2 separate regions of the Mus musculus genome follow, and region 1 is linked to region 2. A link is a contact called in ENCODE Hi-C data. All regions are on one chromosome and are shown on one strand. The core of a region is the stretch at or near the end of the contact, and the rest is flanking DNA. Distances in the headings are between cores, read along the strand shown. Region 1 holds the start of Sh3d21 (SH3 domain containing 21). Region 2 holds the start of Atp6v1g1 (ATPase, H+ transporting, lysosomal V1 subunit G1).

Region 1 (4,387 bases), core at 449-2,948, about 63 Mb after region 2:
GTGTGTAGCCCTTCCCTCCGCAGCCAGTGACTCCCTCCAACAACCTAGCCAGTTCACCTCCCACATAGATCTGGTACCGAGGGAGGGCTCACCTGTCCGCAGGTAGTCTGGAGGGCTGTCATATGTCAAGTTGCTCAACTATTGGGGGCAGAGAAAGGGGGGAATGAGACAAGTGTCAAGCCATTTTAAGAATTCGCTGGGAGTTGGAGATTTAGCTCAGTGGTAGAGCGCTTGCCTAGCAAGCCCAAGGCCCTGGGTTCAATCCTCAGCTCTGGGGGCAGGGGGGAAAGAATTCGCTGGCTGTGCCCACCATGACCCAATTTACCTTAGGAGGCCTCTGTGAATTTGGGGTAATTGGCGGTATGTCTGTATTTCCAAGGCCTGCAGAAGAAGAATCGATGGTGTTAGGGAGGTGCTAATTTAGCTAGGTCAAGGGAGGGGGCCAAAGGGGTCACGAGGTCAGGAGGGTCACTGGGAAGATCGCTGAAGATTGCTGAGTCTGGTCCCAGGGGATCACAGGGTCACGGTCTCACTTGGGGGCCCACTGTCCAGCAATTCCACAAAGTTGGATGGGAAGGCTCCCAACTGCCCGTTCTTCTCTCCCAGCCACCAGCCGTCCTCAATCTGGGGAAGGGGAAGGATGCGGGAGCATCTGGTTCTGTCCAAGAGTAACTGAGGTGTCCATCCTTGGTTCTACCCAAGGACTACATCCTCCCCAGCTGCCTCCCTTCCCATCGCCCCCACCCTTACTTCACTTTCTTCTGTGTGAATAGCTGCAGCATCTCCCCAAGTGCCCCCAGGACCCCTCACCTCCTTTATCACTTCCAAAATCTCCCCAGTTTGAAGCGTCAGCTCGTCTGCCTGCTCTGGGCTGTAGTTGAAGTTCACTCTGCACCATCTTTGGGGGTCCCGAGAGTTGATGGGGTGACCTAGGCCAGACAAGCAGGGAAGCAGCTCTGAGCAGGGAGCCCCGTCTGCAGCACTGGGGAAGAGTTGGACCCCAGAACTCCCTTTAGTAGCTTCAGGCCCCGCCCTCGAGCGGAGCATTGTACTTCAAGCCAATCAGGGGGCTGCAAAATAGCCGCGGGTGCCCCACCCACAGCCGTCATGTTCCACGCGGGCAGTGAGGCCCCACCCGCCGGCCCAGCGCCCGACTCACGGCGACTACGGCGCGGAAAGCGCGGTCTGGACTCGGTGACGCCCCGCAGGGCCTCCGGAATCTCCTGGGAAAATCACATAGGGGCGGCACTAGGCACAAGGCCCGAGGCTGAGGCCAGGGCCGCTCCTGCTCCCCCGCGCAGCCATACCCGTACCAGGCCTCACCTGCACCAGGCGCTTGGGGAAGCGACCGCGGCGGCCCCGCAACTCCCCAAGCAGCCAGCCCCGAGCGGGCCCCGCGCACACCTGCCGGATCACGTCCCCCGGAGCCAGACTCAGCTCGTCCTCCGTCTGCGCTCGGTATCTGGCCAGGACCAGGACCTCTACGGGCGGAAGCGAGCTAAGAAAGGCTGTGGGGACGTCCGTGGACTTTGCCCTTCGGAAAGTGTTTAGAAGAACCCACCCCGAACCCCCACACACATACCCATGACTTCTGGGGCTCCCTGCGCAGCCTGACCGTCAGGCTGGGCATTGGGTGCTCGGAGGGCGGGCGAAGCCGCCAGGCGGTAGACTGGATGTGGATGAGGCGGAGACTCGAGTCATAGGTCAGGATCCAGGTAGTAGGAGTGGGCGGCCTGGCTCAGCAGGTTGGGCCCCAATTCTTGAAGGAGGAGTCCAGGGTCTCAGCCCAGGGCTGGGGTAACAGCTTCCCCAAGAGCTCTACTTTAGCCAAGTCTCCCAACCTAGGCCAGACTCTATGTCTTTTATAACATTTCCTGGCCCACCCTCTTCTGGCTTGCAAGTTCTTAGCTGCAGGGGAAGGTGGAAGAGGTACATACCAGGGTGGGGCCATTCCTGGGAAAGTGGCCCCAGATAGAGATACTAGCTCCTGTCTCTGAAAAGCTATGGCGGGTATATTCCAAACTTCAACCCCCCCTGAAGCTTCGACTCACTTGGGGGCCTAGTTGGATTTCTGATAACTACTGCAGATTCTCCTTGGGGAAAGGCAGCAAGAATCAACTTTTAATAAGGGCTGGCAAGAGTCTGAAGGTTAGGGTCCACCCAGTTTACCAGTTGGGCTAGGCTCACCTCTTCCTTGTGGGTTAACATATAAAGGCCGAGCCAGCTCACTGCAGCCTTGACCCCTGCCCCAGCACCAAGGAAGCCAAAGTCCTGACTTCTGGCATGGTAGCTAGGTTTGGTTCTTGGAGGAGTCAAAAACACAGAATGCACAGCCTCCACTGAGAACAAGAAGTCCTTCTTCCCAGAGACGAAAACTATGGTATATTCTATGGGACCTATTAACCCAGGGTCACTCACACAAGCAACAAACACAGTCCGTTTACATCTGCCACTTCATTTATTGTTTTTATTTGCAGGAGGAGTTGAAACAAAAATTTAAGGGTGTTTTTTTGTTCTCCCCTAAACATGAATCATTCAAGTAAAACCAACATAACTATTGAAATTAGCAAAGTAAAGGGAAGTATGCACAACAACCCAAGAGCGAAGGCTGGGGAGGGAGGAGGGTGCAGTCGGCGTCCAACAGATGCGCGCAGGCAGCGGTTCACCTGCTGGGGACCGCTGCCCCGGAAGGCAAGCACAAGGACCCTTTAATGAGGATGCCCCCCAACATCTGAAAATGTTTCAACCCAAAACGTAAGGTTAAAGAGAAAAAAAAAAGGAAAAACCCAAAAACACACAACCCCACAGACCACCCAGCCATAACCACCATCCTTAATCATAGGCGTTTCTTTTCATTTTATAAAAAGATTAATAAAAAATATTGAAAAAATTATTTTCTCATCTTGTATTTGTAAAGATAATAGAATTCAGAAGTTTCTTAGAAAACCGTCCAGAAACTGCCCTCCAGTTTCCACTCCTCTTGCTGAAGACCAGCAGGACTACAAAGGTTGGGACACTGGAGCTGCTGGTGGAGAATGGGAAGCCCAGCCCAGGAGAAATGAGACAGAGCAGGGTGCATGGGGAGGCTGGGAGCAACTCCACGGGATACATGGCTGTGTAGAAAGGGGAACACGAGGTGGTCAGAAAGGCCTTAAACTCCTCCTCAACATACAAAACCGGTTTGTACAAGATCCAAGCAGTTTGGTCCCAAACTGAGGTGAACACTTCAATTTTTATTCACATGCTTTGTTTTCTCTTAAGAGTCAAAGTTGCCCAAATTAAAATCTTTACACTAATATTACTATATATCCCCTAAAAAGAAGAAAAAGAAAAAAGGATTTCTTAATAAAACTCAGGACAGGAAGAGACTGAAAACCAAATTCCCATTTAGTTCCAAATGAAATGCAATGAAGAAAACTTGGTTTCTAATTGGGGTGGGAGTGGGGGTGGGACAACAAAACCAAAACAAAGTCCAAGCATCAGCATCCTTCTCCCTACCCTGCCCACCCCCCACACCACCAGCAGCAGCAGGAGCCCAGTGTGTGGTCTCATCTAGGCTCGGTGGCAACGTCCTGTCCTCTGTCCAGTGAGACGGATGGCACCAGGGACACTCTGCTGTCGTGGGATGGATTCTGTGTGGCAAGTGGGTTGTGGGGTGGCGTTTTCAGGATCTTCTTGAGGCTCCTTGTTTAGCTCCACCAGCCTCTCCCAGCGCCTTTCTTCCCCGGGCAAGGGCTCCATCAAGAGCGGCCCCTACTCAGCTGAGGGCTGTAAACTGTCCTTCTCTTCTCTGTTCTCTGTCCCACTCTCGTCGTCTTCTATCTCTCCCTCCTCCCCACTGAACTTGTCATGGGCCCACTTGGGGCTGGTACTGGACTTCCGGAACATGAACCGGCCCCGCCCCCGGGGAAAGGCTCCTCGGCCTCGGCCTCGGCCCATCCACTTGTCGCTGCCCTCGCCTTCCCGGTCGTCATGCTGCAAGGGAAGAAGACTGGCATCAGTGCTAGCACTCTACCCATCCACAGGCCAGAGCGCCTATGCCTCCCGCAGCCTTCTTTTCTGCCCTTCTCCCACTCAAAGCTCCCACAGGCTCAGACCGAGGAACATCCCTGCTGTAACTAAGGAACTCCAAGAACTAATGCAACAGAACAAACACTGCACAGTGACACCTTCAAAACGCAGACCGACCAAGAGGCATCATCTCATTTAACCCCACCTACCCCACCACTACCATTATGTAAATACTATTAGTATTTACAATACCATTGTTCAAAAGAATTTTGAAAGTTATACTAACATATGAGATGGAACTGGGCCATTAGAGAAAGAAGAGCTGGCAGAGACATACATGAGGGGAAGCACTTCCAAACCTCCCACCCCAGGCTGC
Region 2 (3,991 bases), core at 862-3,361:
AGGTTCATGACTGAAGAGGGACACGATTTCTCAGACATAGTGCTAAAATCATCTTGGCCTATCTTTAGATCCCTTAACAGCCTTTTACTACCAACTTCCACATCTGTCCTGACAGCTCTGTGACCACTAGATGTAATATTCGGAATGAACGGTTAACAGGTCACTGGCTTCCTCCAACCCTAATGCTAAGGCTAGTAGAAAGCAGCATGCTGAACCCATTGATAAGGTTTTCCAATACTGCCATAATCTACCTGTTGTACACACCCAAGTATTAGGTAAATACACTGAGTGTTTGCATTAGGTAAAAGTATTTACAACCTTGTTTTGGTCTCTGACCATAAGTGTAACTATCCTCTTCCTCGGTGGCAGAACGTGCTGTTCATGGGAATCTGAATATGTCCTTCCTGGGCCATAATCATATTGGGCTCAGAATATTGGGCTGTCTTGTATTCTCTTTGGAACAGGAGCTCTGAGGGTTATAACAGCCCTGTGCTGCTGACACAGCCCTAGCATCTCACTTTAGATCTCTCCCTTGGGAGAGCCTTCAGATCCATTCTCTCCTCATGACTGGTCACATGGTTTATCTTCATTAACAAGCATGTCTTAAAACACTTGGCACACCCTGTAGGTGCAACAACATTATGAACTAACCAGTACCCCGGAGCTCTTGACTCTAGCTTCATATGTATCAAAAGATGGCCTAGTCGGCCATCACTGGAAAGAGAGGCCCACTGGACACACAAACTTTATATGCCCCAGTACAGGGGAACGCCAGGGCCAAAAAAATGGGAATGGGTGGGTAGGGAAGTGGGGGGGAGGGTATGGGGGACTTTTGGGATAGCATTGGAAATGTAATTGAGGAAAATACGTAATAAAAAAAAACACTTGGCACATTTATTATGCTACAATTATTTGTTTAAATTAATGTCTTAAATTTTCAAAACCATGTGGGTGGGTGGTGGTACTGCATATGTCACTGTGTTTGTGGAGGTCAGGAGACAGCTTGCAGGAATTGTTTTTCTCCTTCCTCCACGTGAGGTAAATATCTATACCCTGAGCTATTACAACTCTGTCTCCTTAATCTGTTTTCAGGATCAAAGGAGGTGTGCACGCCCACTGTGCTTGCAGCAACACTTATGGAAAACAGCACTATTTATTCCTAAGCTTGGGTCAGAAAGGGATGGCAGGTCCAGGGATACAGCTCAGAGGGTGGAAGGGACTCGCCTACAATGCTTGAGGGAACTAGGTTCCAGCCCTAGCACCATGAAAAAGGATGGCAACTGGCCCACAAGTCACAGGGGTTAGTAGTTGACTTGATGCTGAGTCCTTGTGTGAGTGTGTCTGAGTATTTGCTAGTGTCTGAACCTAGGACTTCAGACGTCTCTCCAGAACTGGCCAGAACTTCCTAAACTTCTCCATGATAGATGTTTTCTTTTTGGTTTTTCGAGACACGGTTTCTCTGGGTAGCTCTTGCTGTCCTGGAACTCACTCTGTAGACCAGGCCTGCCTCGAATGAGAGACTCAGTTGCCTCTGCATACCTAGTGCTGGGATTAAAGGCATGTGCTATGCCTCACTACCTGCTTTGGTTCCCACTCCCCTCCCCCGCCAAACACGGTCTCACTAGCCAGGTCATGAACTCAATCAATCCTCTTGCTTCAGCATCCTGACACGGGTGTGCTGGGTTTGCAGCCTGTACCACTAGGGCAGCATTGCTTCCTGATAGGGTGTAAGTTCCAAAGAAATTTCCAGAAAGGTAGGAAGTCTAGCTGGGTGAAGAGAGGGGGTAAATAATCAGGTTTGGATCCTTGCTTCTGAACTTCAACGTGGGCACACTATTAATTTCGGGAAGAGAGAAATAACCACGTGACAGGACTGCCACAGGGATAATACCAGCTATAAAAAACCAGCCTTTGACAGTTGCAAAAGAGCAGGAGTAGCCATCTCTCAATGCGCAGGCGTAGTGGAACAGCTTGGCACGTCCCTCCTTGTCCCGCCCCGCCCCGTCCCGTCTCACCCCGCCCCACCCCGCCGCCCCGTCTCACCCGCCCCGCCCCGCCCCGCCCCGCCCCATCTCCTGGGAGTCACCGGACTCAAAGGCAGTCAGTCAGCTGAGACACCGGGCGGTTCTTTTGACGGTGGGGCGGGGCTCCTGCGCGCTGCGCAGGCGCAGAGTCTGGGTGGTGGATCAGGTGATCCGAGGGGCTTCGGAGGGTGTTTGAGCAGTTGACTTAGGCCGTTCTCTCAGCCCAAAGTCCCCTCAGCAATGGCGAGTCAGTCGCAGGGCATCCAGCAGCTACTGCAGGCCGAGAAGCGGGCCGCCGAGAAGGTGTCCGAGGCCCGCAAGCGTGAGCTCCGGGACGGGGCGGGATGCTAGGCTGGGACGGCGACTAGGCCGCGGGCGGAGGCCGGGGGACAGTGTCGGGGCCAGAAGCTGTCCCGGCGGTGTCTGGAAGCCTCGAGGCTGGACCTCAGGTGCCTGTGGAGACAGTAGTGGGTTCGTCCACTTCTCGGGGTGGAGGGCGTGAAGTGGGCCACCCCACAGAAACTGCTCCCACCCGATCCCGATCCCTTGCTTCCGGCCGCGGCCCACCTACGGGAGCCACCTCCACGGCCGTCGAGTCTGCGAACCTAGGTCATTCTGGCCACCTCTCCCTCACGTTCGTCACTTTAAACGGTTCGCCCAGCCTCTCTAACCTGATCTCCGTCCATCGTTTTTTTTTTTTGTTTTTTTTTTTCTTTTTTCAGCACCATAGTTGAACTCCCTGAGTTCATGTGGCTACCTAACTCGGCCAGTCATTCCTTTCTTTGTTCCCCTGAGAATGTATTAGAGAAGTGCCGAGTTCATATTCATCACAGGGTATTTCTTGTTCCAGCGGAGGCGCACATACCAGTTAGGATGTGTGTAGCAGTGAAAGGCCAATATTGAGAGGGACAAAGTGGCCAGAAAAGTCAGTTTACCACGTGTGTAACTGGGACCAAGGAGTGGAAGAAGCCTGTAATATTCTGCAACAAATTCCCCCCCCCCCCACTTCAGACACCTGCTTAAAATTCGAACATAACTTTCTCGTCACACCTGGCCTTCCACTCAGCACTCCTTGTCCCCGCAGAATGGAGCTGGTATTTCATAATGGATTAGAGGAAGTGTTTTCATCAGTCAGGCTTTTGTATTCTCTCCTAAGCATGTCCCTGTGAGAAATTCTCTTCCCGCAGTACTGCGTCGCTTGAATCCTAAAGGCATCCTCATTTCTGGCCCTCCAGGCTTTTGCACTTCGTTTGCCCTGATGGTTAGTTTTGGATCTCAGAATTTGGCAGCGGTTCCTCATTCAGGCTCTTTCCCTCACTAATGCTTGTTTTTGACGTAGTGTTATAGTAAGCTGTTGGTTTCCATGGCCTTGCCGCTAGAATAAGCTTTTGGAAACTGGAAACTGTGTCTCAGGACCTTTATGAATCTAGTTTTCCAAGGTAAGAAGACACTGCGTTTGCTCCTGTTTTTTTGCAGGAGGGAAAAATGAGACCCAGAAGGTGATTTGGCCAGACTCTGGCTTGAGAGGCCTTTCTCATGCAAGGGATTTTCCTTAGTATAAAACTTGCAGTACACTTATGTTACATACTGCTGACGGGCTGAGACCTCTCAGAGATCTGCCTGCCTCTGCTTCCCAGTGCTGGCCTGAAAGGCATGTGCCACCATGCTCACCCCCCAAGTAGATTGAAGTGTGGCCCTGGTGGGAGTTAGGCGATTCTTTATTTCCAGGAGATGTTTTCTGTAGAATGCTGGGGGTGGAGAGAAGCCCTTTTCTTCTCAGGTGGCTAGAAAGGCCTGTGTTGTCATGCTCTCGATCCAGAATTTCCAGACTGTCTTGTCAGTTTGTCCTGTGATGACTCAGCCGCAGTAGCAGGTGTATGTGTTGGGAATTATGTGAGGCTGTTTGGAGGAGATGCAAGAGCAAATACTTGGACTGTGGTGGGAATGACCGTGTTCCCGGGAGATTT

The links. A loop is a pair of places that touch in the nucleus more often than their neighbours do.
Region 1: a loop to region 2 is called in a map of T-helper 2 cell, with 334 times the contacts of the local background. The contact joins the promoter of Sh3d21 here to the promoter of Atp6v1g1 in region 2. A Hi-C loop is called at or near these places in 5 of 37 maps with a recorded cell type or tissue (T-helper 1 cell, T-helper 17 cell, T-helper 2 cell and 1 more).

Annotation. Positions count from the first base shown.
Region 1 is chr4:126,161,643-126,166,029 of GRCm38, forward strand. It overlaps Sh3d21 (SH3 domain containing 21), which reads right to left and starts at 1,699. Exons shown (of 16, transcript NM_001162533.1): 1 at 1,583-1,699; 2 at 1,324-1,481; 3 at 1,160-1,223; 4 at 811-929; 5 at 534-624; 6 at 326-381; 7 at 93-138. The coding sequence starts at 1,586. Thrap3 (thyroid hormone receptor associated protein 3) reads right to left here. Exons shown (of 12, transcript NM_001356455.1): 12 at 2,440-3,975. The coding sequence ends at 3,754.
Region 2 is chr4:63,542,654-63,546,644 of GRCm38, forward strand. It overlaps Atp6v1g1 (ATPase, H+ transporting, lysosomal V1 subunit G1), which reads left to right and starts at 2,112. Exons shown (of 3, transcript NM_024173.2): 1 at 2,112-2,346. The coding sequence starts at 2,265. It overlaps Gm38592 (a long non-coding RNA gene), which reads left to right and starts at 2,640. Exons shown (of 2, transcript XR_881351.1): 1 at 2,640-3,285; 2 at 3,364-3,991.